2 separate regions of the Homo sapiens genome follow, and region 2 is linked to region 1. Evidence: read pairs that join two places in POLR2A ChIA-PET (ENCODE). Cell type or tissue: PC-9. All regions are shown on one strand. Each heading gives the region's core, and the rest is flanking DNA. Links, peaks and the distances in the headings are about the cores only.

The links. Peaks named below come from ENCODE experiments on the same cell type or tissue, not always from the same donor. Only the 100,000 strongest peaks of a DNase experiment are listed, where the experiment ranks them.
Region 2: POLR2A ChIA-PET joins it to region 1 with 13 read pairs; 5 of 35 experiments call an interaction of 5 or more read pairs at or near these places.

Annotation. Positions count from the first base shown.
Region 1 is chr2:70,130,219-70,140,589 of GRCh38, reverse strand. No RefSeq gene overlaps it. Among named protein-coding and RNA genes, the nearest start is that of LINC01816, 10 kb to the right of the region's middle. RefSeq lists a silencer at 1,199-1,493 and enhancers at 1,236-1,777, 1,778-2,319, 4,673-4,722, 4,783-4,842, 6,746-7,055. In PC-9, for the core only: no CTCF peak of the experiment used is centred there; DNase peaks (open chromatin) are centred at 2,829, 3,379, 4,369 and 7,649; H3K4me3 peaks cover 3,039 bases; H3K27ac peaks cover 6,641 bases.
Region 2 is chr2:69,872,635-69,883,005 of GRCh38, reverse strand. It overlaps GMCL1 (germ cell-less 1, spermatogenesis associated), which reads right to left. Exons shown (of 14, transcript NM_178439.5): 14 at 1,622-4,097. The coding sequence ends at 4,002. It also overlaps the pseudogene RPL23AP92. Among named protein-coding and RNA genes, the nearest start is that of SNRNP27, 16 kb to the left of the region's middle. In PC-9, for the core only: no CTCF peak of the experiment used is centred there; no DNase peak of the experiment used is centred there.

The DNA of each region.
Region 1 (10,371 bases), core at 713-8,712:
CTGAAAATACAAAAATCAGCTGGACGTGGTGGCGCGTGCCTGTAGTCCCAGCTATTCAGGAGGCTGAGGCAGGAGAATCGCTTGAACCAGGGAGGCGGAGATTACAGTGAGCCGAGATTGCGCCACTGCACTGCAGCCTGGCAACAGAGCGAGACTCTGTCTCCAAAAAAAAAAAAACAACTTGCCTGCAGGATTGGATAGAGAAATTCCCAGGAGAAAGCAAACAAATAAGGGTGCAGGCATTTGTCCTTCAAAACAGGCGGGCAGATCACAAGGTCAGGAGCCAAGACCACGCCATTGCCCTCCATCTTGGGCGAGTGAGACTCCGTCTCAAATAAAACAAACAAAAAATCCCCAGGGCTTTGTAGGTAGACGCTTTTTGGCTTTGAACAAGGCAGGTAGCTTCAGTGTTTCAGATCAAGGAGTGGATGTAGGTTGAAGTGGGCAAATCACTTGAGGTCAGAAGTTTGAGACCAGCGTGGCCAACATGGTGAAACCCTGTCTTTACTAAGAATAAAAACATTAGCTGGGTGTGGTGGCACACACTTGTAATCCCAACTACTCCGGAGGCTGAGGTGGGAGGATGGAGGATTGCTCGAACCGGAAGGCGGGGGTTGCAGTGAGCCAAGATCGCACCACTGCACTCCAGCCTGAGCAACAGAGCAGGACTCCATCTCAGAAAAAAAAAAACAAAAACGAGTGGTTGAGCCTGATTGACCCAGGGACACGTTTTGTTTGTTTGTTTGTTTTTTGTTTTGTTTTGTTTTGTTTTAGATCAAGGACCCTCTCTGTTGCCCAGGCTAAGTGCAGTCGCACAATTATAGCTCAGTTAACCTCAAACTCCTGGGGTCAAGCCACCATCCCACCTCAGCGTCCTGAGTAGCTAGGACCACAACAAGCACATGCCACGGCGCCCGGCTAATTTTTAAAATTTTCTGTAGAGATGGGGTCTCGATACGCTACCCAGCCTGGTCTGGAATTCTTGGCCTTGAGTGATCCTCTCGCCTCAGCCTCCCAAAGCACTAGGATTACAGGCATGAGCCACAGCACCTGGCCCAGGGACACTTTAAACAGGGAGTGAGGCCAGGGGAGGTGGCTCATGCCTGTAATCCCAGCAATTTGGGAGGCTGAGGTGGGAGGATCCCTTGAACCCAGGAGTTCCAGACCAGCCTGGGCAACATGGTGAAACCCCATCTCTATTAAAAAAAGAAAAAAAAAAAAACCACTAGTCAGCGTTGTGATGCACGCTTGTAGTCCTAGCTATCTGGGAGGCTGAGGGTAGGACGAAAGCTTGAGCCCTGGAGATTAAGGCTGCAGTGAGCTGTGATCACACTCCAGCCTGGGCGTCGGAGAGAGACCCTGTCTCTTAAAAAAAACTGTGGGCGGAGTGAGTTTTTCTATTTCTTTCTTTGCTGACAAAGCGGCCCTTTCTGTCACAACATACTTATTGAAACCTGCTGGCCGGGCGGGGTGGCTCACGCCTGTAATCCCAGCACTTTGGGGGGCCGAGGCGGGTGGACCACCTGAGGTCAGGAGTACGAGACCAGCCTCAACATGGAGAAACCCCATCTCTACTAAAAATACAAAATTAAGGCTGGGCGCGGTGGCTCACGCCTGTAATCCCAGCACTTTGGGAGGCCGAGGCGGGCAGATCATGAGGTCAGGAGTTCTAGACCAGCCTGACCGACATGGTGAAACCCCGTCTCTACTAAAAATGCAAAAATGAGCTGGGCATGGAGGCACACGGCTGTAATCCCAGCTACTCGGGAGGCTGGGGCAGGAGAATCACTTGAACCTGGGAGGCGGAGGTTGCAGTGAGCCGAGACTGCGCCACTGCACTACAGCCTGGGCGACAGGGCAAGACTCCGTCTCAAAAAAACAAAAAAACAAAATTAGCTGGGCATGGTGGTGCATGCCTGTAATCCCAGCTACTCGGGAGGCTGAGGCAGGAGAATTGCTTGAACCTGGGAGGCAGAGGTTGCGGTGAGCCGAGATTGTGCCATTGCACTCCAGCCTGGGCAACAAGAGCGAAACTCCATCTCAAAAAAAAAAAAGAAAAAAGAAACCTGCAAGGCATGGGCCCTCGGGAGCTTATAGTCTAATAGGAGAGGGGCTGGAAAGTGGTTGTAATTTAGGTGAAGTTTAATCAATTGGGTTATAAACCAGTTTGGCAAACTTAACAGGAGGGGTTTGGCCATCCTTGAAAGTACCTGTGCTTCCAAGTACAGCCCTGGCAGGACCCAAGGCTAGTGGGAGACCAGGTAAGCTCCGTGAGTTCCTTGGTCAGGCTGCTGCTCCTGTTGCAGGAAAGAGGATCTTCTGCCTTAAAAAGTGAGACCTGACTTTAGGTTGGTTACTTTTGTTCTAAGTCTGCATTTTACTAAGCAATCCTTAGCCCATGGGGACATCGGCCAGTCAGGCCAGTTCAAGCGTTGCAGTCCATTTTGAATATCTGTCATTCCTCAGTGTGAGTAAATTGGCATTTGATTTATATGTCCCTCAACATTATGTGAACTCTCTAGGTGTTTGAGAGATGAGTCCCCTCGTACTGGGCCAGCCTGAAAGTGTAAGTCCCACATCTGGGTCCTTGTTTAAATTCCGCGAGGTAAGAAGTGAGGAGCTGCTGGAAAGAGGGGAAGGGGTTGGTGCAGGAAGCCAGCTTTGCTCACATTCAGGAGAATTATATTATCCACACAAGGCAGAAAGTGCTAAATTGTAGATGAATGATACATGCACTGGATGCTGTGAGTTCAGAAGAAGGTGAGATCACTGTGGGAGGTTAAGGGATGGTGCCACAGAGGAGGTGAGTAGGACTTGCAAAATGTTTGTGCTATCAGTAGATGGAGATGCAGGAGATGGAGAGGAACTACCCACTGTTTTGGTGGTTCGCCTCCACAGCTTACACAGAACATACAGTCATCTGATCTCTTAGGGACTGAGCCAATGGAAAGACATTGTGGCAGGAGAGGGAAGTGGTAGGCCTCAGACAAGGAAGGAAAAATCAACTATTTATTCACCAATTTATTTGTTCAACCTTTATTGAGTATTTTTTATGTGCCAGGCACTGAGCTGGGCCTGGGAATACAGCAATATACAAAACAAACAAAAGCCCTGCCCTCAAAAAGTTTACATTCTTTTTTTTTTTTTTTTTTTTTTTGAGATGGAGTCTGGTTCTGTCACCCAGGCTGGAGTGCAGTGGCGCAATCTCGGCTCACTGCAGCCTACAGGCATGCACCACCATGCCTGGCTAATTTTTTTTGTATTTTTAGTAGAGATGGGGTTTCACCATGTTGGCCAGAGGCTGTTCTTGAACTCCTGACCTTAAGTGATCTGCCAGCCTCGGCCTCCAAAAGTGCTGGGATTACAGGTGTGAGCCACCATGTCTGGCCAAAAGTTTACATTCCAGTGAGGAAAGAGAGAGAGACAAACAATGAATGAATGATGAACAAATGAATAAGCTATCTAGTATGTCGATAGTGACAAGTGCTACGGAGAAAATTAAAACAAGGGGGCCAGGCACGGTGGCTCACGCCTGTAATCCCAGCACTTTGGGAGGCTGAGGCTGGCAGATCACGAGGTCAGGAGATCAAGACCATCTTTGCCAACATGGTGAAACCCCGTCTCTACTAAAATACAAAAAATTAGCCGGGGGTAGTGATGGGTGCCTGTAATCCCAGCGACTTGGGAGGCTGAGGCAGGGGAATTGCTTGAACCCGGGTGGCGGAGGTTGTAGTGAATTGATATTGTGCCACCGCACTCCAGCCTGGTGACAGAGCAAGAGTCTGTCTCAAAAAAAAAAATTAATAAAAAAAACAAGGGGTGGGAGGCAGGAGGAAGTACAGAGGTTTTCCTCTAAATTTTAAATAAATTTTGTGGAAGTGAGTGATATAAAGGTAAAAGGGGGCCAGACGCGATGGCTCGCGCCTGTAATTCCAGCACTTTGGGAGGCTGAGGCGGGTGGATCACCTTAGGTCAGGAGTTAGAGACCAGTCTGGCCAACATGGTGAAACCCCGTCTCTACTAAAAATACAAAACTTAGCCAGGCGTGATGGCGGGTGCCTGTAATCCCAGCTCCTCAGTAGGCTGAGGCAGGCGAATCGTTTGAACCCGGGAGGCGGAGGTTGCGGTGAGCCGAGATCATGCCATTGCACTCCAGCCTGGGCAACAAGAGCGAAACTCCATCTCAAAAAAAAAAAAAAAAAAAAAGTAAAAGGGACACAAAATCTTTGTGATCATTTTCTGTGAGTTGGGGTAGCTAACTGACCAGGTTGTGTCCCAGGAGATAAGGCGTGTTTGTGAATATGACTCACTCCCTGGGGAAAAATAAGCCAAGATCTCCAAAAGAGAAAGCCAGAAAAGCCAGTTGCAATGATAGATGAAAATGGAATTTTACCCTAGACCCCAAATATAAACACTATATAGTTCTAAGAAAATAACAGTGTTGATGTGGTGAGATGTGATAGATCTAAGTGCAGAAGAGGAAGGAGCTGAAGACTCACTTTCTCGGCTCCTTTTCCTGCCCAGGGGGTGGAGGCTGGGCAGGGGGGAGGGGAGGAATCCAGGTCATGAGATGGGTGTGGCTGTGGAATCTGTGGAGACCACGTGTATTTCCTCAGGAGATTCCCTGTTCACAGATACAGGCATGAGCCTGGAGGGACTGCAAGTTGTGGTCTCAGGGTGACCACCTAGCTCTCCACGGCACTATTTTTTGAACCAAGAGTTTCAGAGCTATAAAGTTTATCATGCCAGAGATGAAATCGGAACACACAAAAAATTGGCATTCTGAAGACATTTTGATGGTTTATGAGAATCATGGGATAGAATAGCAGAAGGAAATAAAAGTTTGTGGTTGAGGGCAGGATGCGGTGGCTCACGCCTGTAATCCCAGCACTTTGGGAGGCCGAGGTGGGTGGATCACGAGGTCAGGAGACTGAGACCATCCTGGCTAACGTGGTGAAACCCCATCTCTACTAAAAATACAAAAAAATTAGCCGGGTGTGGTGGCGGGCAACTATAGTCCCAGCTGCTCGGGAGGCTGAGGCAGGAGGATGGTGTGAACCTGGCAGGCGGAGCTTGCAGTGAGCCGAGACTGCGCCACTGCTCTCCAGCCTGGGGGACAGCATGAGACTCTGTCTCAAAAAAAAAAAAAAAAAAAGTTTGTGATTGAGGAGTAAAGATTGAATATGGGATAGTAGGAATACTAGTGTTAACAGATAGTATCCATTGTAACCTGGCTAAGAGAGACAGCAGGCTCCCAAGAATTTGCAGTGGCCAGGCACAGTGGCCCACACCTGTTATTCCAGCACTTTGGAAGGCCAAAGCTGGAGGATTGGTTGAGCCTAGGAGTTCGAGAATAGCCTGGGTAACATAGTAAGACCTTGTCTCTACAAAAAATACAAAAATTAGCTGGGCATGGTGGCGCACGCCAGTAGTACCAGTTACTCGGAATAACAGTACCTGTTATTCCAACACTTTGGAAGGCCAAAGCTGGAGGATTGGTTGAGCCTAGGAGTTCAAGACTAGCCTGAGTAACATAAGACCCTGTCTGTACAAAACATACAAAAATTAACTGGGCATGGTGGCACACGCCAGTAGTACCAGTTACTTGGGAGGCTGAGGAGGGAGGATTGCTTGAGCCCAGGAGGTTGAGACTGCAGTGAGCCGTGATTGCACCACTGCACTCCAGCCTGAGTGACAGAGCAAGACCCTGTCTCAAAAAAAAAAAAAAAAAAAAAAAAATCCGGATGTGGTGGCTCATTTCTGTAATCCCAGCACTTTGGGAGGCGAGGCAGGCAGATCATTTGAGGTTAGGAGTTCGAGACGAGGCTGACCAACATGGTAAAACCCCATGTCTACTAAAAATATTTTAAAAATTAGCCAGGCGTGGTGGCTAATGCCTGTAGTCCCAGCTGCTCAGGAGGCTGAGGCAGATGAATTGCTTGAACCCAGGAGGCGGAAGTTGCAGTGAGCCTAGATCGCACTACTGCATTCCAGCCTGGGCAACCGAGAGACTCCGTCTAAAAAAAAAAAGTGCTCTATAGATGTCTATTGAATGAGTGAATGAATGCATTGATGAATGGATGGGTGGTCTCTCTGATCCTGAGCTTGCCATGACAAGCCTGGAGAACAGACATCTAGCCTATACCCTCCTTTTAATGGATTCCCCTTCATTGTAGGGTTCCCCCAAGGAGACAGCTACTGTTCAAAGTGTAGCCTTATACTGTTCTGCTGAGCTGATCTGCTTACACCTTACACTGTTCAATGGCAGATGGTGAGGCGTGCAGGGCCTATGGGCACTGGGGAATTCAAAGGCAATCTTCAGTCACCAACAAAATAGGGCCTACTACTTACGCGGTAATGCTTGTATACTGAGTTTGTCATGTCCTTATGACAAATTTGGACCAAGGTTGTTGGTCTGAGACAAGACCCAGTCTGCCCAGAAACTGCATGGGGCCTTCCCCAGCCCAGATTCCTTCAGTCATTTCATGCCCCCATGTTCCTGTGATCCTCTTTGCCTGGAAGAAAAACTACCCGTCATCAATGGGAATGGGTGATTTTCTACTTGCTTTTGAGCTCTATTTCATAAGCTGACAGTTTTCTGAGATTCCCAAGGACATAATGAAGCAGTTTCCCATCTGCGGGTTATCTTAATATTTTTAAGTGACAGACCTGTGTTTCAAGCCAGGATGTCCTGACAGGAAACCTGAGTAATATATTGCTCTTTCTTCCTGCTGGTGTGTTTTGGGTGGATGTGTGGGAGCCACAAATGTGTGGTAGCTTCTTGCTGCTTCCAACAGTCTGTGGTGTTCATTATCTTCTGGTTGGGGTTTTCCTTTGAGAATAAGCCAGCAAAGAATGAATGTCGAGGTATGGTTCCTGGTGATGCTGTGCGTGTGTAATGGGGAGTGAGCATGCTGCCTCCACGGAGTCCTCTGCTCCGTGTGCCCAGTGAATTGAACAACGCTCAAGGGAAGACATGTTCTGGCCCAGCATTCTCTGGGGAGTATATGGTATGGTTCTAGACACCTGAATCTCTGCCAAGCTCAGTGTCTCTCAAAATGACTTGCTTTTAGACTCACATTTGATTTTGTAAAATCTTTCACCGAACACACCTGGCAGACATCTCAAATTTCCTGCACATTAGCCAAGGAATTCTAGCTAATGAAAGCTGAAAGCTATGACACTGTTATGACAAAATTAACACCCTGAAAGGCTAATTAATCTTATATGGATTACATTACCTAGAGTTTGAGCTTTGGCCATTATCTTTGCAGTATAAAAGCTATTTCCCCAAAACCTTAAAAAAGAGAGAAAAGAAAGCCATTCCCATAAATCATATTTCCGACACATAGCTCACCATGAAAATGTCCACAACACAGTGATATAACTGATACCTTGCAAATGGCTTTTTAAAAACAAAACAAATTAGGCCAGGCACTAATGACCTGGCTTGATGACCTGAAGGTATCCTAACATGGCTGTTAGAGATTTGAGGGCAGGGGCTGAGTCTCGGTGTTTGTTTCTGTCCCTAGCACAGGGCCTCAGACAGTGATGGATACATATTAGGTGTCGATTAACAGTCACTGAATTACTGAATGGAAATTTACTGGTGCTGACTGCACCACTAGACTCCACACACAAATAGACCTGCCCCGTGGGATTCTTCACAAGAGCAAATATTTTATGAGAGCTGTTACTCCGAGTTGATTGGATGGGCAAAGTGAAACCACAGAATTGGGCTTTAAAACCAAGTGGATTTACTCTGCTAAATTTTACAACTAGGATCTTCTGCTCTGGGTGGAGAGTTGGACAAAATAACTTCGAATTTGAGGTTTGTAGGTTCTATGAAAATACAGGCTTTTTGTTTTGTTTTGTTTTGTGTTTTAAAGACAGATGAACCCAGCAGGCAAGCTGGCAGGAAGTCTGACTGCAGTACTTGCCTGAGAGGATGACACAGGCCAAATGAGAAAAGGAAAACAACAAGGCAGCCAGAGCTAGTAAAGCACTTTGCAAAGTAGCTGCAGAGCTTTCCAGGATTTTCTGGAAAAAGGAAGAAAAGGAGAGTAAAGGGCAGGAAGAGGATTGGTTAACAACTGGATTCAGAAATGCCGATGAGTGGATTTGCCTATCGGTTTTGTTTTTCTAAGTCAGGGATAAGGAAAGAGGGTACACTTGGCCTGGCGCTGCCTGCTGGCAGGGCTTCCTTCCCCAGGCTGTGCTGAAGCCATCCTTAGAGCTGCCAGGGTGTCCTGAGGCCTGCTGCCCTGTGCAACTCACTGGAAAAGAGGACAGACTGCCCTCCAAAGATGTCTAAGGCACATGGTACAGTGGAAGGAAGGGACAGCAGTTTTGTTTAATTTCATGTTGCTTAAAAAAATGTTTATATGCATTTGCTTTTTTGAACAGATAATTTATTTATATGTTTAAAACTAAAAAAAATGAAAAGATGTACATCTCTTCTGTCCCTGTCCCCCAAATGCCCACTTTCCCCCACCCTAAATAGATAACCCTGTTATAAGGTTTTTGTTTATCCTTCTAACGTTGTTTTTCTACACATACAAGCTAAAACAAATCTATACCCTTCCTTACTCCATTTTAACATATTTAGTGCCAGTCTGTACACGTTCTACACGTTTGTTGGGTTTTTCCCCCGCTTTAACACCCTATCTTGGTGACATTTCCTTATCGGTATATGAGAGTATCCTCATTTTTATCTATCTTTGCGGCTGTAGAGTATTACATTGTATGGACTACTATAATTTAACTGGTTCCCATCAAGGGGTGTTTAGATTGTTTCCAGTCTTTTGGCATTACAAATAAAAGCATGGACTTTAGAGACATGTGCTTTCAAACCCCAGTCCCGATGCCTACTAGGTGATTGACAATGGGTCTTAATTGCCTCCTCTGTAAAGAGGAATTTTTTGTTTGTTTGTTTGTTTGAGACAGAGTTTTGCTCTTGTTGCCCAGGATGGAGTTCAGTGGCGCGATCTCAGCTCACTGCAACCCCCGCCTCCTGGGTTCAAGCAATTCTCCAGCCTCAGTCTCCCAAGTGGCTGGGATTACAGGCATGTGCCACCATGCCCGGCTAATTTTGTATTTTTACTAGAGACGGGGTTTCGCCATGTTGGTCAGGCTGGTCTCGAACTGCTGACCTCAGATGATCCACCCGCCTCGGCCTCCCAAAGTGTTGGGATTACAGGCATGAGCCACTGCACCCGGCCAGGAATTATTTTATGTTTATTTCACCTGTCCCTTAACATTGCTGTGAAAGACTCATATAATATACAAAGAACTTGAGAAATCCTAGGTGCTCAGTGGAAACAATATACCTTGCAATGAAGCATATTCAAATTTATTCTTGAAAAAAAGAATACTGATCAGGACCCCTGGCTCATGCCTGTAATCCCCACGCTTTGGGAGGCCAAGGTCTCAAGAAGGACTGCTTGAGACCAGGAATTCAAGACCAGACTGAGCAACAGAACAAGACCCTACCTCTTCAAAAGTAAAAATAAAAAAATTAGCCAGACATGGTGGCACATGCCTATAATCCCAGCTACTTGGGAGGCTGAAGCAGGAGGATCTCTTGAGCCCACTACTGCACTCCAGCCTGGGTGAAAGAGCAAGACCCTGACTCTAAAAAAAAAATGTGTTTGATTATTTTTTGAGACAGTCTTGCTCTGTCACCCAGGCTGGAGTGCAGTGATGCAATCTCGGCTCTCTGCAACCTCCGCCCTCCAGGTTCAAGTGATTCTCCTGCCTCAGCCTCCCGAGTAGCTGGGATTACAAGTGTGCAACACCACGACTGGCTAATTTTTGTATTTTTAGTAGAGACAGGGTTTTGCCAGGAGTTGGAGGTTGCAGTGAGCCGAGATCACGCCACTGCACTCCAGCCTGGGCAACAGAGCAAGACTCCTTCTCAAAAAAAAAAAAAAAATGTGGCCACTGAAAAATTGTTAACATGATTCACTTTATATTGCTATTGACAGCATCTTCTATGCACTTTCCTACATAATCATCCTTCGCTTGGGTGAAGACAGTCCGTGTGATTGCCTGAGTCTTCTCTTCTCCAGTTATATCACACTGCTTGCGCCTTTTATTTTTTATTTTTTTTCAGACGGAGTCTCGCTCTGTTGCCAGGCTGGAGTGCAGTGGCGCAGTCTCGGCTCACTGCAACCTCCGCCTCCCAGGTTCAAGCAATTCTTCTGCCTCAGTCTCCCGAGTAGCTGGTACTACAGGCACGCACCACTATGCCCAGCTGATTTTTGTATTTTTAGTAGAGACGGGGTTTCACCATGTTAGCCAGGATGGTCTCAATCTCTTGACCTTGTGATCCGCCCGCCTCGGCCTCCCAAAGTGCTGGGATTACAGGCG
Region 2 (10,371 bases), core at 754-8,753, 260 kb after region 1:
CCCCCAAAGTGCTGAGATTACAGGCATGAGCCACCATGCCCAGCTTTTTATACTTTACAAATGAATGCACGCTGTTGAATAATTCTGCTCCATAATTAGATACAGTCTGACCACTAGTAAATAATGATTGATGCCCTTTGAGGATTTTTGCTCTTTGTACCCGTGTACCTTAGACCTTGGGAAGAATTAAAACTCTCTGGTTGAGGAGAGTTTGTATCATGCCCTTTTTAAAAAATTATTTTAATCCAATAACATGATTGGGTCCATATTGGTTGAACATATTTCAGGAGATTGACAAGTCATCTATGCTTATCATTTGTACCCCTGGCTCTATTATTTTCTATTCTTTACACAGGTTCATCTTAAACAGTATAACCATTACCAGTCCAATATTCTACATCAGCTATCAGAACTTTCTGAAATAGAAATATTCTATAGCTGTACTGTCCAATATGGTAGCCACCAGGTACATGAGTTACTGAGCACTTACAGTGTGGCTAGTGTGACTGAGGGAGTACATTTTAAATTTCTTTAAATTTTAATTAACTTACACTTAAGTGGCCACAATGATCTTCAGTAACCCTATTTTTTTAATGTATTTTTTGAGATGGAGTCTTACTCTGTCACCCAGGCTGGAGTGCAATGGTGCGATCTCGGCTCACTGCAACCTCTGCCTCCCAGATTCAAGCGATTCTCCTGCTTCAGCCTCCCGAGTAGCTGGGATTACAGGTGCCCGCCACTACGCCCAGCTAATTTTTGTATTTTTAGTAGAGACGGGGTTTCACCATGTTAGTAAGGCTGGTCTCGAACTCCTGACCGCAGGTGATCTGCCCATCTCGGCCTCCCAAAGTGCTGGGATTACAGGTGTGAGCCACTGTGCCCAGCCTCCAGTAACCCTATTTTTGCATTTGATGTTGAAAATTGCTCACATATGATGGTAATCCTATTGAAAGACTTGAAATTAGATAAAATGTTAGCTGTGAAACACTTCATAAAAAAAACAAAACAAAACAAAACAGGCCGGGCAGTGGCTCATGCCTGTGATCCCAGTACTTTGGGAGGCCAAGGCGGGCGGATCACGAGGTCAAGAGATGGAGACCTTCCTGGCCAACATGGTGGTCAAGAGATCGAGACCTTCCTGGCCAATATGGTGAAACCCCGTCTCTACTAAAAATACAAAAATAAGCTGGGCGTGGTGGTGTGCACCTGTGGTCCCAGCTACTCAGGAGGCTGAGGCAGGAGAATTGCTTGAACCCAGGAGGCAGAGGTTGCAGTGAGCTGAGATCGCGCCACTGCACTCCAGCCTGGCGACACAGCGAGACTCCGCCTTAAAAACAAAACATAACAAAACAAAACAGTGACTACCACTGTTCTCCACATGGTTTTGCCTATCTTGCTAAGTTTCCATGCCAAACCATTTTTTTTTAAAGGAAAGGTATTTATATCCCTTCTTAATAACTTAGTGTGAAACTCTAGGACATATTCTCTTAAAGACCTCTTCCTTACTAATAGACAAACACAAATCATTCTTAAAATTAAATATTGTTTTCTAGCTCTAGCATAAAAAAATAGTAGAGGCTGTAAGACAAAAGCTGACAAAACACAAAGCTTTCACAAACCATGGTTTATACAATACTTTATCTTACACTATTAACACTTTATTGAAAATATTTCTATTGAAAAGAACTCTGGAAACACATAAAAATATTTGGTAAGAAAACAAAAGCACATCTTTACTACCAGTGTGAATTACTACCTGACAATTATCAACTTCTCAAATAAGAACATTAACCTACTTGTGATTGAAGAAAGAATTATCCTGTCTATGGATGACATAAGCAACTTGGCCAGGACAGAACCAATGGATGAAACCACATATAAATCCAATTTGGCCAGTTAACTTATGTAAGTGAAATGAAACAGTTAACTTTATTCATTAATATGATCAAAACATTATCTTTACTTCCAAGATCTGCAAAAACTTAATTATCCAAATAATTTAAGTTTGGAATTTATATATTTTTCAATACATAAAGGGTAAGGAAACTCTTATACAGTAATGAGACGGAAAGAAAACAACAGCTTCCCGTGAAAAAGACCTAATGTAGTCAAATATAAAAATAAGTACAGTAGCCTCTTTTTTTTTTTTTTTTTTTTTGAGACGGAGTCTCACTCTGTCGCCTAGGTTGGAGTGCAATGGCGCAATCTCCACTCACTGCAACCTCTGCCTCCTGGGTTCAAGTGATTCTCCTGCCTCAGCCTCCTGAGTAGCTGAGATGACAGGCGTGTGCCACCATGCCTGGCTAATTTTTATTTTGTGTATTTAATAGAGATGGGGTTTCACCATGTTGGTCATGGCTGATCTTAAACTCCTGACCTCAGATGATCTGCCTGCCTCGGCCTCCCAAAGTGCTGGGCTTACAAGTGTGAGCCACCACACCTGGCTGACACCCAGCTGAAATGTAACCTCTTGATAACAGCCAAATCACTGTATTAGAAACATTTAAATTCCAGCTCTGAGGGTCAAGGGTGAGGCATTTAAAAGGTTCCTTTAAGTTAAACCAAATGGATGAATTTTAAAAGAACAAAAGCAATTTATGAACCTATGGGCATATCATTAAAAAAGAAAAAAATTATTAATAAATTCCAAAAGTTAAAAGGAGTTGGGAAAAAAACCTAACTAGAAAGAAAAAATTTTGGTTTCAATTAAGGGGGATTTTTTGGTCCATTTTATGTAAGAGCTTACTCTTTTTCCAAATGGGCATTTATTATTTGCACAGATACATAAAAATGATTCCCATTTTAAAAACCATAATAAAAATATACATTAACCACAGAAGTACTTACTCTAACTGGAAAGAAAATGAACATGGCTATTTTCAAAACAGTAATAAACACAAAAGGTCAACATACATAAATCATGACAAGTGTACATCTCATTTTTGACAAAAATAAGTTCCATTTTTACATTAATGCTTCATCATCAGGCTCCATATTACATCCTCTGACCTTATTTACATTTACTATGAAATTTCTATTAGCATGTGTCACTCAAAGGCACTCAATTCAGAGGGTAAAAAGTCCTGAGCTTAAGTAGGAAACAAAGTTCCCAACTAAAATTTGAACATAAATAATTCTAAAGATCAGAGAATATTAAAATGTTTAAAACTATAATATCTGGTACATAAATAATTCAAAACCTAATAATAAAGGTGTACAGACTGTCAAAGAAAAGACCATGTAAGGCAAGAAATATCCTTGGAATCAAACTGATTTTTCCCTCATTCAAGATCATTTGAAGGTGCAAAGCTAACTTTCACTGTTCTTAAACTCCTAGGAAAGTCAAATTAAAAAAAATAGCAATGACAATGCTTAAGTTTTAAAAAAAGTTTATCAGCTTAGTCTCCAAAACCAGGAAGAAAATATTTAATGATTAAAAACAAGTATGACCTGGAAAGATATTAGACTAAAAGGAGGAATCACAATGAGCAGGTGAAAATGTTAAAGGAAAGCTTTCAATACACCAACTGAAAAAGGCATTTCTAATTGGCCAACCAAATTATTCTTTTAGATTATTTTAGCCAAATAAAAAGAAATTTACAGATGGATAACTGAGGTCCACTAACATAAGGTAGAAACAAAGTTTAAGCTAAAAATTAAATCTATATTTTGTTGCAGATAAATGTGAGATTTACCTACAGCAATTTTCTATTGATGCTAAATTAAAAGCATGAATTGACATCGTTCTAACAGAAATGGTTTGACAGATATTTTCTTGGCTTTAAAATGTTCTTACGCATATGCATAGAAATGCAATGAGGATAAGAATAATCTTCTGTATTGTCTGTACAGTTCATAAGGCCTTTGTCATTGTTAGTCACCTTCGATGTGAATATCAGTAGGGCCATTAAATTAAAGCTGGCCTAAAAAGTTTTCAAAGTGCTACTGTTTCCAACTGATGAAATCTTCAGTTTTCTGGATTTTCTGGGTGACGATTATTTTCAATTCTTTTTTTCTGGTGATATATACAAGAAGTTACAGCAGATATATAAAGGGAAGATCAGAAGCCTGCTGTCCAAGTTCATCACCACTTGTTCCTATAAGACAGATTTGTAGATTCAATGACAATTAGATAAAATAAAAACAAAAAACCAAACTGTTGAACTGAGTGAACCAAAGGAGATAGTGTCCTGAGTCTGAGATCCACAACTCCACTCTCCAAACTCCCACCCATTAGCTGTGTGACCTTGTCAAATGCAGCTTCCTCACTGTAAGATGGGGACAGTAAGAGTACCTGACTTAAAGGAGGATTACAAGAGATAATACACAGGGGGTTTTGCAAAGCCAGCTATCTATTAAGTACTCAATAATGGTAGTTATTTTCATTATTGCAAAAATTTCTATCAAATACTTACATATTTTGTCAACAGATACAATGTCTAGAAATACATAAACTTCTCACTGGGCTTCAATTTTTAAAAAAATTTATTTCCTTTTACAAAATTAATTAATTATTTTTAAAAATGAGATAGGGTCTTTCTATATTGCCCAAGCTGGCCTTGAACTCCTGGGCTCAAGAGATCTTCCTGCCTCATCCTCCCGCCTCAGCCTCCTGAGTAGCTGGGACTACAGGCAGGTGCCACTGTGCCTGGCTACTTGGCTTCAATTACTGATGGCCGTTGGGTACAGCAAATCACCCAGATGAAGGTCGGGAGTCATTATCATCATCAAAAAGCAGGGTTCCTACTATTGACATTTCCCACTGTCCCTATGACAAACATGTAATTTGTCTCCTGAAACATAAAATACATTATCATGGAAAAGCAATTTCAGGTTCAGTTACATCAACACACACAAGAATGCTCAGAACTCCCAGAGACAGGAGCTGACACTACACAAATATAACATCCCTGATGCTACAGATCTCTGTTTGGAACCTCATATATCCTTTACTAGAAGCATTTGGTAAATAGAATCAATCCTCAGAGTAAAAGAAGAAACACTAAAATGAGAATTCCTACGTTTTAAATGCCTGGGATATGCTCTCTGCAATAGTATGCATTAGTTACACTTTATTTATTTTGGATAAGATACTATTAAACACTGTTTAAATCCAAAGTTTTAATTTTTTACTGAGACATGTATTCCTGCATGAAGAGGAACTAAAACTAGAATATCTGTGTGACTGAAGCAGACTCACTAGACACAGCTTCTGTGTTGAGGGAACAAGAAGATAAATTTGAATAAAGAAGGTAGAGAGTACAAATGTCTCACACACACACACACACACACACACACAAACACACAATCTCTCTCTCTGTACGAGGGAAAGTGGTATTATAAAAAGACATCAGTGAACAAAATCAGGGGAGGCCATCACCTAGACTGTGCTAACAAGTGTCACCAGAGAGGAATTATGCCAAAGCATGGTTGGTCTTCAGATGCTTGAGACATCCTGAACTAGTCAAAATTTATATCAATAATCTGGGTGAAGGCACATTTACCAAATTTGTTGAGGACAAATGTTTTGATGATATGTATATCTGATGATAAAAATCAAGATTCTGTTCCATAACTAAAAGGCTCTGAGGAAGATTAGCCTTCTAGTATTTGAATACAGTTAAGATTGAGGCAGGGAAGGGTAGGTCAAAGGGCCAACTCTGGAGAAAGAAGGAAGGCACGTGGATATCACTTGGCTGAATGGATACACCAATTTTTGAATATTAAATTGTATTAATCCCCACTCTCCATTCCCAAACAGGATAGGTCGATCCGAGCTTCATCAAATCTGTTGTTTCACCTAAAGGTTCAATCTGCATCTACATTTGCATTGAAGTACCTTTATAGCAAAGTTCTATTTTCCTTATTCCATTGTGGATGGAATCTGTGGAGCCCACATATAGCAGCAGCAGAGCAGCAGCAACTTCCTAGGTCCCCATTTCTACTTCCAGACAATTAAATAAATTTCTGGGTATTTGTTGTTGTTGGTAGTGTTTTTTGTCTGTCTGTTTTTGTTTTGAGACAGGGTCTGACTCTGTCACCCAGGCTGGAGTGCGGTGGCATGATCATGGCTCATTGCAGCCTCAGCCTCCCAGGCTCAAGTGATCTTCCTGCCTCAGCTTCCAAGTAGGTGGTACCACAGGCACATGCCACCACGCCCGGCTAATTTTTCAATTTTTTGTATAGATAGGGTTTTGCTAAGTTGCCAGGGCTGGTCTTGAACTCCTGGTCTCAAGCAATCCTCTGGCCTTGGTCTCCCAAAGTGCTGGGATTACAGGCATGAGCTACCACGCCAAGCCTGCAATTTGGCTTTGATTCTCCATCCCAGCTTTTCAATGTCTCACCAGGTTACCTTTTTTGTCCATCTCTTAAATACCAGTGGTCCCTAGGGTTCTATCCTGTCATATTCTCTACACATTTCCTGTACATTATCTCATCCAATTATTATTTCTAGTTCAGGCATTACTTGTAAACTCCAAATCCATTATTCACCAGCCTATCAAATTTTCACCTTGATGCTCTCAAATTAAACATGCCCTAAACAGAATTCATCATCTCTTCACCATCACCAACACTATGTCATGTTCATTTTCCTTCCTATAATTCAAATCTCAGGTAAAACCACTACTGTAAATTAAATTGCTCAAATCAGAAAACCATCTGACATTTCCTCATGCACACACACAATTAAGAATCAAATTCTCAATTGCACCACTTTATTTCCAGAACCCATCAATATTTTCCTCTTCATTGCTACATTCTTTAAGGTTCTTATCACTTTTAATCTGAATTATAGCTATATAATCATAAATTGTTTTATTGCCATTATCATATCTTTAATCCTTCCTACACATTGCTGTCTGACGGAACCTTCTATAGTGAAAATCCATTTAGCATGGTCTTATAAGATGGACAGTTACAAAATAAATATACAAAAATCACTAACTTTCTTACATTATCAAAAACTATTAGAACAAATGATTCATTTCATATTAGCAACTGAAATGTAAAATACTGGCTGGGTGCGGTGGCTTACACCTGTAACCCCAGCACTTTGGGAGCCTGAGGTGGGCGGATCACGAGGTCAGGAGATCGAGACCATCTTGGCCAACAGAGTGAAACCCTGTCTCTACTAAAATACAAAAAAGCTGGGCGTGGTGGCATGTGCCTATAATCCCAGCTACTTGGGAGGCTGAGGCAGGGGAATCGCTTGAACCCGGGAGGTGGAGGTTGCAGTGAGCTGAGATCACGCCACTGCATTCCAGCCTGGCGACAGAACAAGACTCCGTTTCAAAAAAAAAAAAAGAAATGTAAAATACTAAGTGTTATACTTCCAGGAAATACACAGGAACAATATGGGAAAAACTACAAATTTTAGAGACAGACATAAGGGAAGACCTACGTAAATGTAGAAAATACCATATTCCAGAAAGGAAGACATCAATGGTCCACAAACTACTCTACATATTTAATCATATAAATTAAAATCCCCATAGGAATTTTTGCAAGGAAACTTGATAAAATGATCCTACATCCCATACAGGAGAATAATCATGCACAAAGAACTGAGAGATTTTTGAAAAAAAGAAAAATGAAGGTGGTTTTGCGTAACTAAATATTAAAATGCATTTTAAAGTTAGCCTAATTAAAACAATGCCTTGTCTTCATAACAAAGAAATCAATAAAACAAAAAGTCCAGAAATGAAAGCAAGTTTATAAGTATTTCATGTACAATAAGGCATTTCAAATACATTGATACATCCAGTACATTTCAGATATATCGTCAAATACTCCAAAGTAAAAAATTAAGCCATAAAAAGAACAGAAGAATATATAGATGACTATTTATATAATCCTAGTAAGATGGAGGCCTAAGGATAACACCAAAAAAAAGAAATCATAAAAGAAAAAGATAGATTGTTTTGAAGGTTGAAAAGACAAATGACAAAAATGTAAAAACTGTTTGGGCCTGGTGGCTCATGCCTGTAATCCCAGCACTTTGGGAGGCGGAGGCAGGTGGATCACTTGAGCCTAGGAATTCCAGACAAGCCCAGGCAACGTGGCAAAACCTCGTCTCTATAAAAAAATACAAAAAAGTTAGCTGGGCATGGTGGTGCGAGCCTGTAGTCTCAGCTACTTGTGAGGCTGAGGTGCGTGGAAAGGTTGGGCCCAGGAGGTGGAAGCTGCAGTGAGCCAAGATTGTACCATTGCACTCCAGCCTGAGTGACAGAGTGACAACCTGTCTCGGAAAAAAAAAAAAAAGTAAAAACTATAGAGTATCACAAATGTATTTTTAATATATAAAAGCTGTTAAAAATTAGCAAGAAAAAAATGAAATTTTAATAAAAAATTAAACAGGAACAATATAAGCTGTCAGTTTACATGAGATGATACGTTCAATAAGCATAAAAAAACCCAACAATACAGTAACCAAAGAAATGAAAATTGAAAATTAAGGGCCAGGCGCGGTGGCTCACACCTGTAATCCCAGCACTTTGGGAGGCCAAGGCAGGTGGATTACTTGAGGCCAGAAGTTCAAGACCAGCCTGGCTAACATGGTGAAATCCTGTCTCTACTAAAAATTAGTGCACTCCAGCCTGGGCGACAGAGCAAGACTCTGTCTCAAAACAAACAAACAAAAAGAAATGAAAATTAAAACAAATATTTGTTTTCACATTTACTACGCTGGGATAGAGATGAAAAAGAATAAGATACAATATTGGGTATACTCTCCTGTACTGCTGCCAGGGGGAAGTATAAATTGGACAGTAGCTTTGGAGGGCAATTTGGCCATTAGAAAATTGTATGCACCATGCAACAAGAATTCTACTTCTTGGAATTTATGCTTTAAAAATATCATAAAAATGGACAAAGATATATGTATATTTCCTATAGTAATGAAAAAAAATGAGAAACAACTTTATCCAATAAAGAGGAATTATCTAAGTTACGGTATAGCCAAAACAACTAATATTATGCCGTTCATAAAAATGATGCTGTGAATATATATTTATTGACCAAAAAAAGCTATGTACAACAAAGTGAAAAAAAAAAAAAAAGGTTACAATTACTACCTCACTGTCTGATGCACCTAGGCTCACCTGGCCTTGGGCTCTGAAAGAGGACCAAGCCTTTCTTCTACTGGGCCCAGGCCAGGTGACCCCATTTTGCCTCTCCCCCAGGCCTGACCACTATGCGACCAACAAGTTCTCCCAGGCCACTGACTTGGCCATGAAGAAGACAGAGGACAACAATGCACTTGTGTTCATTGTGGATGTCGAGGTCAAAAAGCATAAGATCAAACAGGCTGTGGAGGAGCTCTATGACACCAATGTGGCCAAGATCAACACCGTGATCAGGGCTGATGGAGAGAAGAAAGCCCATGTTCAGCTGGCTCCTGAGCATGCTGCTTTTAGAGGCTGCCAAAAAATTGGGATCATCTAAGTTGAATCCAGCTGGCAAATTCTAAATATATATGTTTTTCACCATTAAAAAAAAAAGCAGGTTACAAAATAGCTAACCTACTGTGATCCAATTTTGCAAAAATGATACAGGTGAAGGAAAAACTCAGCAATGTATCTGAGTGGTACATGTATGATTGTTGTTTCAGCTGACTCATATTTTCTATTTTTTCGACAACATCTATAACCTATATAAAACACGGAGACAACTCCCAAAGTAAATCTCCCAAACTCCATCCACAGCCCTCATGCCCTGGCTCTAGTTATACTGAACTCTTCCAACCATCTTTCAGTTCCTTGAATATGACCCATGTATTCCCTTGCTTCCGGAAATCTTACTCACCATTTGAGGCTTGGTTCAGGTATGCATTCACTTTAACACTTTTCCAGGAGAGGATGTTTTCCCTGAGCTGTCTTTCTTTCTCCTCCTCCTCCAATAACCACCCCCAACCACGGCAGCTGCTCAGTTACAGGTCAGAGTCTTCTCCCTCAAGGTTGCACACTCTGAGCTAATTCTATCATGCTACTTACACTAGGCTATATTAACACAAGCCTGTCTTTATTTCTTCTACTTCTAGCTGAGAACCAAGCACATGGTGGGGACACAAATGTTTGCTGAAGGAACATGGGAATACAACTATTATCTTGGCCTGGTGCTTTTTTAGGTCTCTGGCTGGGTTTGAGCCATGACAGTATTTTTCATGAAGTTTCAGGTAGAAGATAAAGATAGTCATTGTCTGTTCAGCTGCAGAGGTTACAAGAAGGACCAACAGAGAGTTCTGATGGAGGCAGATTTGGACTTTCTCATTATATACCTGCCTTGAAATGGACATTCCTACATATTACCTTTCATGTAAGATGGGGGTCAGTTAGAGTTTCAACAATGGGTGGATGACCCCCTCTGTAAGAA